Regions from separate parts of the Homo sapiens genome. Here region 2 is linked to region 1. Evidence: chromatin loops called from intact Hi-C (ENCODE). Cell type or tissue: IMR-90. All regions are shown on one strand.

What was found. Peaks named below come from ENCODE experiments on the same cell type or tissue, not always from the same donor. Only the 100,000 strongest peaks of a DNase experiment are listed, where the experiment ranks them.
Region 2: a loop joins it to region 1, with 11 times the contacts of the local background. A loop is called at or near these places in 5 of 110 quality-filtered maps.

The regions. Positions count from the first base shown.
Region 1 is chr17:44,164,988-44,172,987 of GRCh38, forward strand. ASB16 (ankyrin repeat and SOCS box containing 16) reads left to right here and starts at 5,717. Exons shown (of 5, transcript NM_080863.5): 1 at 5,717-6,103; 2 at 7,059-7,326. The coding sequence starts at 5,803. In IMR-90, a CTCF peak has its summit at 3,632 (motif pointing left); a DNase peak (open chromatin) is centred at 3,614.
Region 2 is chr17:43,875,338-43,883,337 of GRCh38, forward strand. It overlaps MPP2 (MAGUK p55 scaffold protein 2), which reads right to left. Exons shown (of 13, transcript NM_005374.5): 4 at 7,866-8,000; 5 at 7,566-7,715; 6 at 6,947-7,174; 7 at 6,121-6,252; 8 at 5,907-6,012; 9 at 5,753-5,821; 10 at 5,354-5,515; 11 at 4,445-4,647; 12 at 3,938-4,066; 13 at 23-2,646. The coding sequence ends at 2,470. Among named protein-coding and RNA genes, the nearest start is that of MPP2, 28 kb to the right of the region's middle. RefSeq lists enhancers at 3,244-3,538, 6,410-6,911, 6,912-7,411. In IMR-90, CTCF peaks have their summits at 3,383 (motif pointing right) and 5,195; a DNase peak (open chromatin) is centred at 3,454; H3K27me3 peaks cover 546 bases.

The DNA of each region.
Region 1 (8,000 bases):
AGAATATCTACACAGGTTTTTGTTTTTTTTTTTTCTTTTTGAGATGGAGTCTCGCTCTGTTGCCCAGGCTGGAGTGCAGTGGCACAATCTTGGCTCACTGAAAGCTCTGCCTCCCGGGTTCACACAATTCTCCTGCCTCAGCCTCCCGAGTAGCTGGGACTACAGGCGCCCGCCACCATGTCCAGCTAATTTTTGTATTTTTAGTAGAGACGGGGTTTCACCTTGTTAGCCAGGATGGTCTCGGACTCCTGACCTTGTGATCCGCCCGCCTCGACCTCTCAAAGTGCTGGGATTACAGGCGTGAGCCACCGCACCCGGCAGTTTATTTGGAATTCTTCTGCATGGGAGATTTGCCTATTCTCCCTTATTTATTCATTCATCCATTTATATCAGCATGGACTTACAGGTATTTATTTTATACTTTGGGATATGATCTCAAACTACTTAATTTTGTTGCCAAGTGTGGCCAGGCGTGGTGGCTCACACCTGTAGTCCCAGCACTTTGGGAGGCCGAGGCAGGCGGATCACGAGGTCAGGAGATCAAGACCATCCTGGCTAACACAGTGAAACCTTGTCTCTATTAAAAATACAAAAAATTAGCCAGGCATGGTGGCGGGCGCCTGTAGTCCCAGCTACTTGGGAGGCTGAGGCAGGAGAATGGTGTGAACCCCGGAGGCGGAGCTTGCAGTGAGCCGAGATCGCGCCACTGCCTCCAGCCTGGGTGACAGAGCGAGACTCCATCTCAAAAAGTAAAATAAAATAAAATTTTGTTGCCAAGCAACTCTTCATTGCTGTGACTTCTCTGTACCAATTTTCGGACTAGAGGTGGACAAGAGGCATGGGTGGGGTGTAAAAGGTCTAATTATACCAAGTTGCCAACCTTGTTTTCCTTTCTGGAAGGAGGAGTTGGGAAAACTCTCCCAACTCATGGGCAAGAGGAGGCAGGTTAAAGAGCCCGGTTTGGGCCAGGTGTGGAGGCTCATGCCTGTAATCCCAGCACTTTGGGAGGCCGAGGTGGGAGGATCCCTTGGGCCCAGGAGTTCAAGCCCAGCCTGAGCAAGGTGGTGAGATGCTATCTCTTGAATAAGTAAATAAAATAATAAATAGCCCTGTTTGACAGCCAGCCCCTCCTGCCTTAGCCTCAGCCTGCACTAAGCAGCTAGGAGACAGAGGCCTTCCATGGGCATGGGCTTGGCACTCCTCTGGGGGGAAGCGTTAATCTCCTTTTCCCAAAGAGGCTGATCCCATGGATTCCAGTTTTGTTGTTGTTGTTGTCGTCGTTTTAGAGACATGGTCTCACTCTGTCACCAAACTGGAGTGCAGTGCAGTGGTGTGATCATGGCTCACTGCAGCCTCGATCTCCTAGGCTTAAGCAGTCCTCCCATCTCAGCCTCCCAAGTAACAGACTACTGGTGCGTGCCACCACGCCTAGCTAATTAACAACATTTTTCTGTAGAGATGGAGTCTTGCTGTGTTCTCCAGACTGGTCTTGAACTCCCGGGCTCAAGTGATCCTTCCCACCTCAGCCTCCCAAAGTGCTGGGATTACAGGTGTGAGCCACAGTGCCCCACTGGATCCCAGTCTTAAGGCTGAAGTGAGTAAGTGCTTTGAGAACTCCATGTTCACTTACCTGCTGATTACAGCAGGGCCCTGTTCTAGAGGCTTTTGTGCCACAAGGCCAGGGCAAGAAGGGGCTAATTCCCCTGCACCCTGGTCCCTTCACATTCCCATTGGGTTTTTCTACCTGAACCTACCATACATTTCCTTCTCTCCCACCTTCCACTCCCTGCTAACTCCCCATCTACACTGGGATCTTCCTGCACCTAAACCCCCACAGCTGGGAGTGGCAGCATGCACCTGTAGTCCCAGCCACTTGGGAGGCTGAGGTGAGAGAATCACTTGAGCCTAGAAGATTGAGACCAGCCTGGGCAACATAGGGAGATTTCGTCTCTAAAAAAATAAAAGCTCCCCTCTGCCCTGGGCCTATTCCCCATTCTTGACACCCATGAGCCCCGGTCCCCCTGCTCAGTCCTGATCAATCCCACGCTCACATCCTGGCTTCTTGTGTGCTTCACTACCCCACAGGCTCTGAGATCCCAGAAGGCAGGCTGGGCATCTGATCACCTGGCCCTGTTCCCTCCAGGTTGAAGTCAAGGCCTCCTTTCTCTGCCCTCAGGAAGCTAACTCTACAGACAAGGGGACTGAATACAGTGGTATCTTGGGACTAAGCTGTTAGGGTACCTAGCTCCTTCAGGTCTGTGTGGCAAGAAGGCAGGGGAGGGGCTAGGCTATGACTCTTGTGTGCCTCAGGGAGGAAGGGGACACCCACCTGCCTTGGCCTCTCTTGGTCTCACCCAGCCTTGCCAGATTCTCAACCCTGGGAACCCAGCTGTGGGTGCCCAGCCAGGCCGTTGATGTGGCAATTAACACACCAAATGGGTGCCAACAGGGTTCATCAAGGCTGCATTTATAGAGGCATCTTTCTCTGAGGACCTCCAGGCTTTGCTTTGTATGATCTAATTCCTCCTCTGGGATCCCCCACCCTGGACTGCCACCAAGAGGCTGGAGCCAGGCAGAGAGTAGGTGAACAGTAGAGTAGGGGCAATGCCGGAAAAAGCCCAGGCTGCTGCCACCCACTTGGGCGGGCGGGTGGATGGATGTTTGCTCTGGCAGAGAACAGGGACCTTCGTTCAATGCACTACACATAAGAGGCCCGCCTGCCATGAGCCAAGTGCTCTGACTGCCAGGGCCTGCTCTGGAGCCCACATCCAGCATGGCAGACCCACATCAACAGCATAGATAGGTGCTTTACAGCGTGCCCCTGAGTCCTTCAGGAGTGCAGATTGGGCAGTGGCTGGAACTATAAGAGTCAGGCAATGGGTTGCTGAAGAGACCTCTCAGAGCAGGTGACCTTAGGGGTAGATCCTCAGGAAGGTGTTGAGGGAATTCTGAGCTAAGGGAATGGCCTGACAGGGAACGGTTGTGGGGAGCCGTGCGTGATGAGGATGCCTACCCTACGTGAGTGGCATGGGGCCAAACCAAGGAATTGGGGGCTTAGTTGAAAAGGGCAGGCCAGGTGCAGTGGCTCACACCTGTAATCCCAGCAATTCAGGAGGCTGACTTGGGAGGACTGCTTGAGGCCAGGATTTGGAGCCCTATTTTAAAAAAATGAAAGGACAGGTATTGGAAGGCAGCAGAAGTTTTTAAGCAAGGGAATTAACCATTTTAGACAGATCATTCCGGCAGCGGAGCAGAAGGGATATGGCCAGAGGAAGAAACACCAGGTGAAAGACTGAGTTGATCCAGGTTTAAGGCATTACATCGAGGGGCTGAACTTGAGACAGTCCCTGAAAATGTAAGAACAGGAGCTAGAACTTGCTTATGGGAAGGGCCTAGGGAGAGGAAGAAATAAAAGATCACTGGGCAAGGTGCTGCTGCAGGGCCAGGAGGCAGGACAGGCAGCGGGAGAAGGGCCAGGAGGAGCCCCAGATGCAGAGGGGACAGACCAGCCCTGCCTGCAGGCCGCTGTGCACTGAGTGAGCTCAGGGTGAGCAGAGCTTTTGAGCCCTCCCCTTCCCCAGCTTGGCAGGCACACCAGCTTGTGTGGTTTCACGGCTTCATTCCTCCCCCTAGAGGCTCCTGGAAGCACAGCTGCTTTCTCCTAAGAGTGAACAGGTCTGTGGCTTAAACATCTTAGGTCCATTCCCAGAGTTTCCAGCTCAACCCCTTGGCTCTCCTCAGGCCGGCCATGTGAGCCCCCTTAGCAGCTGGGTTAAAAAAATAAATCAAGGATGATTGAAGGTGCTGGGAGCTGTGGCTCACGCCTGTAATACCAACACTTTGGGGGGCCGAGGCGGGCAGATCGCCTGAAGTCAGGAGTTTCAGACCAGCCTGGCCAACATGGCGAAACCGACTACTAAAAATACAAAAATCGGCCGGGCGCGGTGGCTCACGCCTGTGATCCCAGCACTTTGGGAGGCCGAGGCGGGCGGATCACGAGGTCAGGAGATCGAAACCATCCTATTCTTGGCTAATACGGCGAAACCTTGTCTCTACTAAAAATACAAAAAATTAGCCAGGTGTGGTGGCAGGCGCCTGTGGTCCCAGCTACTCGGGAGGCTGAGGCAGGAGAATGGCGTGAACCCGGGAGGCGGAGCTTGCAGTGAGCCGAGGTCGCGCCACTGCACTCCAGCCTGGGTGACAGAGCGAGACTCCATCTCAAAAAAAAAATAATAATAAATAAAAATACAAAAATCAGCTGGGCATGGTGGCATGCACCTATAATCCCAGCTACTCAGGCAGCTAAGGCAGGAGAATCACTTGAACCCCAGGAAACGGAGGTTTCAGTGAGCCGAGATCACCCCACTGCACTCCAGACTGGGTGACACCATGAGAAAAAAAAAAAAAGGATGATTGAAGGCAGTTTCTACAGACTAGTCTGTCCTGCTTGGAGAATGGGGGAGGCTGCCAGGTGGCTGCAGCAGCTGAAGGCAAAAAGTGTACCATCTTTTTTTTTTTTTCTTCTTTTTTTAAGAGATGGAGAGGCAGGGGGTGGTGGCTCACGCCTATAATCCTAGCACTTTGGGAGGCCGAGGCGGGCAGACCACGAGGTCAGGAGTTCGAGACCAGCCTGGCCAACATGGTGAAACCCTAAATTAAATCTCTACTAAAAATACAAAATTTAGCTGGGCATGGTGGCGGGTGCCTATAATCCCAGCTACTCAGGAGGCTGAGGCAAGAGAATCGTTTGAGCCCGGGAGGCGGAGGTTGCAGTGAGCCAAGATCGTGCCATTGCACTCCAGCATGGGAGACAGGGTGAGACTCTGTCTCAAAAAAAAAAAAAAAAAAAAAAAAGATATAGGTCTCACTGTGTTGCCCAGGATTGTCTCAAACTCCTAGGCTCAAGCAATCCTCCTGTCTTGGCCTCCCAAAGTGCTAGGATTACAGGCATGAGCCACCATTCTTGGCCCAAAGCACACCATCTATGTGGGGTCCTGGCTCTGCCTCTCACAAACTGTGACCTTGAGCCAGTAGATTACTTTGTTAAGCCTTAAATTCCTCATCTGTAAAACAGAGATAAGACCACCCATCTCAGGGGCATTCAACTGTGATAATTTCATTTATTGTCCAAACCAAGTTTACTAATTATTGGGTGGGCTGGGAAGTATGATCCCCTGGGTGAAGGTGGATATGAATGTGATTTAAACACCGTGAAACTCTGTGCATATGTACAGAGTTATTGCTGTTACTGCAGATGCTGGGAAGAGCTGCTCACCTTCTCAGTAACTCTGCCTTGACCTCCCCTTACCTCCTGTGCTGAGGTCAGCCCTCTCTCCTCCACGTGGGCCAATGGTGGCTCCTGCCCTCCAGCCAACATCAGAGAGGCTGGAGGCACCTTGTCTTCCTCCCAGCCCTGCCCATCTCCATGACTGACCTTTTTGCGCACCCTGGACCTTGCCAACCCAAGATGCTCGCTCTAGAGATGAAGGTGGATGCAGATGCTGGGGTTCGGGGGTGGCCTCAGCTGAGGGCCTGCTGACCAACCAAAGGGTATCGGCAGGGGCAGGGGCTGGCCCTCACCCTGGGCTGGGGGTTGGGCCAGCAGCTTCTCAGCACCAGGATCATGACTCTGAGCAAACCATGTTTACCAGAGCAGCAAAGGACCTATTTATAGCCTCAGCTGCTGCTTTCTCTGGCTCACGGTGGCGGGGGCAGGGTGGCTCCTCAGAGCAAGGGAGGTAGTCGGGTCGAGGGAACCTGGCTCTGCCCAGGTGCCACTGCCCAAACCCCTGGGCCCCATCCATGGCAAGAGAGACCTTCCCCTTCACCTCCTCCATGCTGCGCTCTCTCCGCCTGCAGCAGGAGTGGCTGGAATGGGAGGACCGGCGGCGGGCGGCTGCCCAGCAGTGCCGGAGCCGCAGGTGCCCGTCAAGTCCCCGGGCCCGACTCACTAGGCCTCACCGTTCCTGCCGAGACCCAGCTGTCCACCAAGCCCTCTTCTCCGGCAACCTGCAGCAGGTCCAAGCCCTGTTCCAAGATGAAGAGGCCGCCAACATGATTGTGGAGACTGTGAGCAACCAGCTGGCCTGGTCGGCTGAACAGGGTAGGGGGCACCAGAAGAGGGCAGAAGAGGAGGGAGAAAGAAGGGGAGTGGGTGGGGAAGGGGGAGAGTCTAGGCCCCTCCTTCCCTGCAGACCACAGACTATAGCAGCCCTTTCCACCACCTATCCTAGCTCCCTCCTAAACAGAGATGAGGCAGGGTTAGCAGTCTGTATGTCTTTTAAGAATTAAAAGTTGACCGGGCACAGTGGCTCACGCCTGTAATCCCAGCACTTTGGGAGGCCAAGGCAGGCGGATCACGAAGTCAGAAGTTTGAGACCAGCCTGACCAACATGGTAAAACCCCATCTCTACTAAAAATAGAAAAATTAGCCGGGCATGGTGGTGCGCACCTGTAATCCCAGCTACTCAGCAGCTGAGGCAGAAGAATCACTTAAACCCGGGAGGCGGAGCTTGCAGTGAGCCAAGATAGCGCCACTGCATTCCAGCCTGGGGGACAGAGCGAGACCCTGCCTAAAAAAAAAAAAAAAAGAGACAAGGTCTCACTATGTTGCCCAGGCTCATCTCGAACTCCTGAGGTCAAGTGATCATCCCGCCTTGGCCTCCCAAAGTGCTAGGATTACAGGTGTGAGCCACCACCCCAGGCCCCAAGGTGAACAAGCCTTTGACACTATTAGCCATTCAAAGACGCTGAGATTTCCTTAATGGGAGTCACTCTACTTAGTTGGCCCCTGTGGTTTTATACAGCAATTAATTTTTTTATGACACATACTATGTTTTGTTACAGATTGATAAGCTGTATTAAAAGGCTGTTCCAATTTATTCTTCCACTTCAGGACTTGAATAAGCCCCCTTCCACAGGTACAGCCTGGCAGTGTTTGTGCTCAGCAAACCATGCAGAGGGAAGGCCAGTGTCAGCTGTCAGCTGGAACCAGCATCCCCACTCCCTGCCCTGCCCTGTCTTATACACCACCTCCCAAAACTATTTGCTCTCCCTAGGGTTCTGGGTGCTGACCCCCAAGACCAAGCAGACGGCACCCCTCGCCATCGCTACAGCCCGAGGCTACACAGACTGTGCTCGACACCTGATCCGGCAGGGAGCTGAGCTGGATGCCCGTGTCGGGGGTCGCGCTGCCTTGCATGAGGCCTGTGCCCGAGCCCAGTTTGACTGTGTGCGGCTGCTGCTGACCTTCGGAGCCAAGGCTAATGTGCTGACTGAGGAGGGCACGACTCCTTTGCACCTCTGCACGATCCCCGAGTCCTTGCAGTAGGTGCCTGGGGGCTGAGACAGTTTGGGGAGAAATGTGTGTGTGTGTCTCCAGCTCACAAGGCCAGAAGAGGGAACCTGACAACCACATGCAGCTTTGTGGTTCATAAAGCACCGCATATACACATCTTCACAATAACCTGGAGACACCTCATCCTACAGATGAGAAAAATGAAGCTCAGAAAGGCTTAGTAACTTGTCCAAGGTCACATCTGCTAAGCCCAGGAGGCAGAAGCCCTGTTGCTTTTTGGGAAAACTCTGTTCCAACTGCAGTCTCCAATACCCTGTGAATCCTTTGTAGCCAAACCTAGCTGTTTTTTTTTGTTTTTTGAGACGAAGTCTTGCTCTGTTGCCCAGGCTGTAGTGCAGTGGCGTGGTCTCAGCTCACTGCAACCTCTGCCTCCTGGGTTCAAATGCCTCAGCCTCCCAAGTAGCTGGAATTACAGGTGTGTGCCACCACACCTGGCTAGGTTTTGCATTTCTAGTGGAGATGGGGTTTTGCCATGTTGGCCAGGCTGGTCTTGAACTCCTGTCCTCAAGTGATCCACCCACCTTGGCCTCCCAAAGTGCTGGGATTACAGGCGTGAGCCACCATGCCCAGCCCAAATTCCTAGTTGTTTTGAGGTATTAAGAAAGATCTGGCCAGGTGTGGTGGCTCACACCTGTAATTCCAG
Region 2 (8,000 bases), 290 kb before region 1:
AAGAAAAGCAGAGCCAGAAGCCTTTGCTTTCACATTTAATCCAAGGAAAAAGAAAGAAAACCAATCAGTGAGAAAACTCAAGAATTGGATGGCTGAGGGAGGGAACAGAGGAAGCGCACTGGGGCTGGGACTGAATATGGACAGTGGATGGTAGGGTCCTCACTCTCTTGAGGTCCCTCAAATACAAGAGTCCACAATGGCAGGGAGGGAGAACAGAGTCATAGAGCTGTGGTGGGGGCACACACCTGTTCCAACCCAGCCCCAGCCCTGTTCCAGGTGAGCCAAGGACTGACAGCCTCTGCTAGGTACCTGGGAGGGCTGTGGAGTGAGGGCTCAGGCAGGGGAGGTAGGAGGCTGCTCAGAGAGGAAAGACCGAGAAGAGACAGGAGGGAAGGGCCCCAGGCCTGCCCCTTGAGCATCCCTAGCAGTGAAGGTGCCATGAAGGCCAGGTACCCAACCCATCTCCATCAGAGATGATGGTCATTTGGATCAAGGGGGCAGAAGCAGCTGCAACAACAGATCTTCCCCTGCCTCTACCCTCAAATCCCCCAGAGAAGGTAGGAAATGGCAAGTGACCCTATAGCCTCAGGTCAGCAAGAAAACACCCCATTTCCTTCCCACTCCCTTAGGCTGAGGGTGATGCAAGGCAGAGCTGAATCAGGATGAAAGGACACTGACTAAGGGAAAAGAGGAGCAGGAGAATGAGTGTGTAGTATACGCAGAGCCACACCAACGAGATGGGGGCAGGCCTGGCCTTTCCACCCCATGTGTATAGTCTATGCAAATGCAAATGAGATTCCTAGTATAAGAAATATATTCTAACATTTGTAATAAATATTCTGTTTATTCTCCTTCCCCTTCCCTAGGAAATGGGCACACAGTGGTTCAGGGGCCAGCTTTGGCTGACGCTGCAGCGAAGACTAGTTAGACACTTGGAAGAACTGGGAGGCACAAGGGTTTGGACTCAGGGTGTCACAGGTTGTCCCCTCTGAGGACAGGCTCCCCCCGGAAGGAATGCAGAGAATAATGAAGGATGAGATGCCCAAGTACATCTAGGACAGCATTCTTTCTTAAAGGGAGTCTCCTATTTTACAAAACTGCCCTCCCCAAGTTATGGCAGGGGGGCATTTAGGGTAGGGGGACAATAAGACAAGGGAGGAGACATCAGGAAAGGACCAGGGCTTTGGAGTCTGGGATCAGGGTATTATAAGAAATGAGGGCTGATGGGGAACCCCCAGAAAGGGGCCCCAAAGAGTGACCTCCAAAACAAAACCCTTTGCTTCCTCCCCAAATTAAACCTGACACACACACACACACACGCACGTGCACACGCACACACATACACACAACCTGGTGCCAGAGGCACAGACAGGTGCCGAACATGCACGTGGAACCACAGGTTGTACAGACTACAGTGTAAATGGCGCCTCTGGAGTTGTGTGTGAGGAACCTCCTGGAGGGCAACTGTCCTTCAAGCCCAGGCTCCCAAGGTCCCCTCTGCACTCCTCCTTAGCCCCTCCAACCCAGCAGCCCTGATGCAAGTGGGCTACCTGGACCTGGCTAGACAGAAAACCAAATGGACCAAGGTCAAGGACATAGAGCTCAGACCTGTGCCTGCTGTGGGCCATGGAGAGCTTGGGGCTCTTCAGTTGGTAACAGCAGGTTGTCACAGGGCTCAGCCCTCCATCCTGCCCCTACCTGGGCTGAGCCCACTGGCCCCTGCCAGCCTGGCCCTGTGGGGAGCAGGGCTGACCTGTCAGGACACATTGGAGAAATCTGGAGAAACTTCGGCAGTGAGAAGCTGTGGATGAGGGAAGGACCGAGCAGCATCTGCCCTGCGACCCTGTCCCTTTCCAAAGGAGCTGGGAGCTGCAGTGCTCTGCAGCTGTGGCCACTAGCTCTCACTCTGACTCCTCCAGCCTTCAAGATGGCACCAGGCTGGCACCACCACCCGGGCCTGCCTGGCTGCCAGCGGGCCACACATTCCCCTGGTCACACGGAAACAGCCCAAGGCCTGTTCCTCCGACACAGGGGTGAGAGGTGGGAGGAGTCCAGGAATGGGGTGGGTGTGGCCAGTCCAGAGGAGAACTGGTGACTGGGGAGGGGTGGCAGGGGGCAGTGTGCCTACTGACCATGTGGTCCCAAAGCAGCTTTTCTCTTCTCTGTACTGACCATTATGGAGGTGACTCTGACACATTCCTGGGCATAGCTTGGCCCTCAGAGATATCTGGTGACCAATGGGCATCAGGAGTGGGCAGCACCTGGGCACAAGGTACCCCATGAATGCCCACCTCCCTGGCAGTGCACGCCTCTGTGCTGAAGCCAGACTTAGGGCCTGCTGGGAGCTGTTACCCAAGGACAGCCAGATATGGGGGCTAAGGATTGTGGCAGGGGGTCACAGGTCAGGAGGGGGATGGATTCAGGTTCTGGGTTTCAACACAGAGTGAGCCAAAGACCAGGTGAACAGGCTCAGTACACCCAGCTGACAGGCACCCACTGGGGCTCTGTCCGTAGCTTCTCCATGGCTGTCTGGAGCTCGCGGAAGGTCCTCTCCAGGTTGCTATTGACCAGGCAGAGGTCAAAGTAGTGCCCGTAGCCCCGCTGGATGCGGCTGCTCTCCTCCACTGTCCGTCTCAGGTCCGCCTCCTGCCCAGGCACAAGGGGACCTCCCTACAGTCAGTGCCCACAACTCACCCCCACTGTCAGAAGGAGCTACAGCTGCCCCCACTCCCCCTCCCCAAAGCCCAACCCTGGTGTGGACTCCCTGGCTAGGGAGGCAGGGGCCCCTCTCTGCGTGCCTCAAAGTGGCTCACCATCAACCACAGATGGTGAGTGAAAGGGAGGAAATAAGCTTTAATAACTGCCAATCACACCCCTAAATGCTTTGCATGCCACATAATCTTCACTACAGCTCTGCAAGATAGGATTAATTCTTTCCCATTTATAGCAGAGAAAATGAAGGTATAAAAAGGTCACATAGCCAGTCAGTGGCTAAACAGGGTCTGCCTGACTCTCAAGCCAGTGCTCCCTCAAGTCTGACTAGGCTGCCTTACCTATGCAGCTAGACAGGCTGGTACCAGGGCAATCCACAAGTACCCAGGGCAACCCCACCCTCGACCCAGTGGAAGCTGGATGGGCAGGGGTGAGGAAGGGTACTTGACAACTGACTTAAATAAGCTGAAGCTAGCTGCATCCCAACAGCTCCAGTTGGCCACACCTGTTGCCAAGGAGGAGGTGCCCAGAATGGGGATCAGGCAAAGGTCCAGAGCTCCTTAAGGGGGTCATTGGCAGAAGGGTGCCAGCCTAGACAGCCTCTCCTGGGCCCCAGGCACGCTCTGACCTGGGGCCGGAATGCTGCAGCACCAGGCATGGCCAGCAGAGGGACCCCTGCGCTCAGAGCGCCGCAAACCCTCCACCTCCTGGGAAGGCGCAGCAAGACATAGGAAGGAGGATGGGGCTGGAGTTCTGCAATGAGGCCTTGAAGCCTCTCCTCCAGGCGCTGCCTGCTCCCTGACGCTGACTCAGCCCTCCAGCCAGCCTTCCCGCCTCTGGCTTTCTCCTACCCTTCAGCTTTCCCCCAGCTGTAAGCAACCCAAGCTCACCTGGCCCACCTCCAGCCCACCTCTCCCAGTTGCCCTCGGGAACTCTCTCTGGCCAGCACTCTGTCTCTGCAGAGTGGGCTGAGCCGGGGGCCTTGAGTCAGAAGCACATGTATCCCAGGCTAGGTGTGTGCCTGGCTCACTCTGAGACTTTGGACTTCCTCTCTCAGACCTCCCCTTCCACATCTATGCAGGGGGGACCACGTCCTGCCTCACTGATAACTGGAGCAGGCCCCTGTCCCTCCCCAACACCACCTCCTTCTCTCTGTCAGCTCAGGCCTGTCCCCCACCACCCTAGGCAGCTATCAGACCCCTCCCCCACACCTCAGAGCCCTCACCGTGAGCTGCTTGGTGGATATTCCACTCTCCAGCGCAGCCCTGTTCATGGCCCGCAGGGTCTCGAAGTCTGGGGCCTCGATGAACACCACGTAAGGGACAAACTCGGCCGTTCGTAGCACCTTCACCGCCTGCAGAAGGAGAAGGCAAGGTAGGGAGTATATCCCCATGTCTGTCCTAGGAACCAGAGAAAGGCTGTGAGGGTAACTGGGGTTGGGGTGAGCACTTGGGAGTGGATGAGAAAAGGGTGCCCGGGGGTCTGGGACATGAGTCCTGGGACAAATGACAAACAGCTGGCAGGTGGCTGGGGTGACTGGAGGAGACTAGAGGAGGAGTGGGGACTCTGGAAGGCTGAGAAAGGTTCCAGGTGGGCTGGGTTTCTAGCAGTAGTTGAGGGCAAAGGGGGTACATGGGCGTGTTCAGGTGACAGGTGTCTGGAACTATATGGGGGAGCAATGAGGCAGCAGAGAGGACATTGGGCAGGCTGGGAAGGAGCAGAGTGGCGGTACCTGGGGGTTGACATCCAGCACGCACACCTTCCCAGCAGCGACCACGCCCCGGATGGAGTCAATACGTGTGCCATACAGGTTGCCCTCGTATTCGCCATGCTCCAGGTAGCGCCCAGCACGGACGTCAGCCTCCATCTCCCCACGGGACACAAAGCTGTAACCCTGACCTTCCCGCTCTGAGTCTTTCGGCCGCCGGGAGGTGTCTAGGGGGATGGGGGTAGGTTGGACCAAATGGGCAGGGGCAGGTTACAGTGCCTCAGACACATATATGCACCCCTACCCAGGCCCCCGTTTCCCAGCCTTGGAGGTGCAGTCTGCTCCCCATCTTGCCAGCACTGCTGCCTTTGCACACACCTGCCCCCCACTCTCCCCATTGGCACACACAGAGACATGAGCTGGTAATCATGGTCCAGCCCAGAGCCCACAGAAGAGAGGCTGAGGTCCAGAAAGGGCAATGTACAGCCCAAAGCCACACAGCAAGAGCCAAGCAGACCAGGGCAGTGCTCTTAGTCCTGCCTCTGGCAGCCAGGAGCTTCCACCACCCCCGCTGTTTCTGCCACTAAGAAGCCCTGTCTTCCACAAGGCTACACACATGCAGCTCGTAGCCTGTTTCACCCGGGTGCACAGCTGGGCACTCACTTTCTTCATGGCTTTTAGCAAGTGAAACAAGAGAAGGAAAGTGGACGCCAGCCCAGCCCGCTAGGCCACCTGTTGGCTGGACACCTCCCTCACCCTTCCTGAGCCTGAAGTTCCCCTAACCACCCACAGAGGGCGTGCACCCCAACCCGTGTACCCAAAGGTACCACCTGGCCTGGTGCCCATGAAGATGCCCATTCGGTGGGCCCAGCCCTGGCCCCAGGGGAGCCCTGCTCCTTGTCCCCAACTCAGCAGGGCCCAGCTCCCACTCACAGGGCACCGTGGTGCCATAGCGATCTGGATCCCACATGATGAGCTTGTTCTTCAGGCTGCGCCGTCCCACGCCCTGAGCCCCAATCAGTACCAGGGTTTTCCGGCGGAACGGGGGCATGCGGGCCACCTCCTCATAAATGAGCAGCTCATGACGGTCAAACTCTGGACACAGGGAGATGGCGCTGCTCACCAGGCTGCACGGTGAGGGAGGGGCGGAGCTCTCAGGGAGGCTGAGGGCAAGAGGGCTTGGAACAGGGGAGCAGGGGGGAGTCGGGCAGGGCCTAGGGACACGGCTGGCAGCATCTGAGCCAGGCACACGTCGTCACAGGTGATGGGTGGGGACAGGGAAAGGCATGCCATGTTAGAGGAGGGTAAGGGAGGGGGCGCTCTGATACCCACCTGCATTCTTGGTGGTCAAATACATCATTCGCTTCTTTTTCTTTCCTGAAAGGCTGCCGCATAGGGTCCCTGGCCATAGGGAGATGGGTGAGTGAGGCAGACAGGGCCCTGTTGGATCCCAGATTGGAGGTGTGGGGTAGGGGGGACCTCCTACCTGAGTTTGGTGTCAGCTCCAGGTCCCTCTTGACAAATGCTTTCCGCTTCTCCTCCAGCAGCTGGCTGGGAATGAGCCCAGCACTGCCCCCTTCGACATGGCATGCCTAAAACGGACATGAGACCAAGATCTGCCTGAGCAAGAGGACCCCTCCCTGTGCCCTCGCCCTCCCATGCACCATACCTGGAGAGATGCGGGGGTGCCCGCAGCTCACCTGCCACCAGTTGGCATCATCCTGGTTTACGATCTGGAGCAAGTCCCCGGCGTTGAAGCGCAGGCCTGCTTCCTTGCAGGGGATGAGGCTGTCTCGGGCCGGGTCATAGTCAAAGTGACATTTCACAAATACCTGGGCCCAGGAATCAGCAAAGGGTCGGGGGAAGGGTCAGCAGAAGGCTGCAGGTGGAGGTCTACCCCATGCCCCCTCTTTTCACAGAGACTAAGGGGCAATGGAACTGTCCCCCTGCAGGAGTGATGCCTCCAGGCCTGCCCATGCTCCTCCCTGGTGCCAACCTCCCTTTGCATCTAGTACTACAGGATTCAGATCTCAGGACCAAGGATGCGGGACCACCAAGTAGGGCACAGGACCCTGGCACCTAATCCTGGATCCCTCCCTCCACTCACCCTCTCCCCTTGGAGAAGGGCTCTGGTGGAGGGCGAGAGACCCAATAGGATAGGGAGACAGAGCAGCCACACCCCCAGAATTGACCAACCAGGAGACAGCTATCCAGGACATATGACAACCCCACCCTGCGCACGCGCACAAACGTGAAGAACGCTGACCATAATGCAGGCGCTCTCTCATACACTTGTACCCCAGGCTGTGGCTGCGTGCATAATACCAGCCAATGTGGGAGCATGTGCAGGTGCAGCAGCGGCAGAGGCCTGTCGGCGGCTGCGGTCAGCTGCCCCTGGGCTGCAGGTCCCACCCCCATCTTCCCTGGAGGAAACCAGTAGGAGAGGAGGGCCTCCGTGAGACCTGCAACCTTGACAGCCAGGAGGCTCAGCCATCCCTTGGGCCTTGTGCTGGGTGAGGGGCCCACCTGGCGGGGCAGATGGGGCTCCTGGTAGCTGGGCAGGATCTTGAGGATGACACTGCCACTGGCATTGCGCAGGAGCTCCTGCAGTGCGCGGGGGTCACTGCCCACTGGCTGCCCGTTCACCTCCTTGATGATGTCACCCACATGCAGCAGGCCTTGTTGAGCCACCATGCCCCCATGCAGAATGCGCGCGATCACCAGCTCGCCGCCCTCCACGCGGAACGTTACACCCTGGAGGTCAGAGGGAGTGTAAGATGAGGCCCCAATTGCTCCAAGTCAGAATCTTCAAATAGTCTCCTAATAGCTCCTCCATTCCTGTCCCTACCCACCCACCCCCACCCTCACAAAGTCCTCCTCCATCCTTCTGCCTAAATTCTTCACTTACAGCAGGTACTAATGAGGGGAGAGGTGGGCAGACTGGAGAGGTGCGGACACAGGTGTGTGTGCAGTGTCTATGGTCTCCTGGGTCTTCCCCCGACCCTTTGCTGCATCAATCCTTCCCTGCACAAAGCTGGCCCCATCTTCATCTTCAGACCACACTTGGCCTTTTTTGTCCGTTCATTGGTTATTCTCAATCCCCCCACCCTCACCAGCACCACCTCTGGCCCTGCCCAGTCCTCACCAGATGTTCTCCGGCTGTCTTGCGGATGCCCACCATGCGCACAGCATCGGGAGGTACAGGCTGGTTGCTGAATGTAGGGTCCAGGCCAGGGCTGGGGGGTGGTGTCTCATAGGTCTTTGAGGCCACAGAGTCGTGCGTCTCCAGGAGGGACTGGGGGGTGGTGGGAAGAGAAGGGACAATGGGGCAGTGTCCCGGGTCTCTTCCCATCCCAGATCCAACTTCCTGCTGGCCCATCCAACAGCAGCATGCCCCAGTCCACCCACCTCCTGCTCCCTCACCCCAGCCCTAGCAGCCAGGAACCTGGAAGTGGGGCTCCTGGAGGATGTGGGCCAGCTCGGCGGCTGTGCTGCTCTGCTCAGCCAGCTGCGCCAGGTCCCGCAGGATCTCCTGCACCAGCTCCAGGTTGTTGTCTCTCACGGCCTCCAGCTTCGTCTC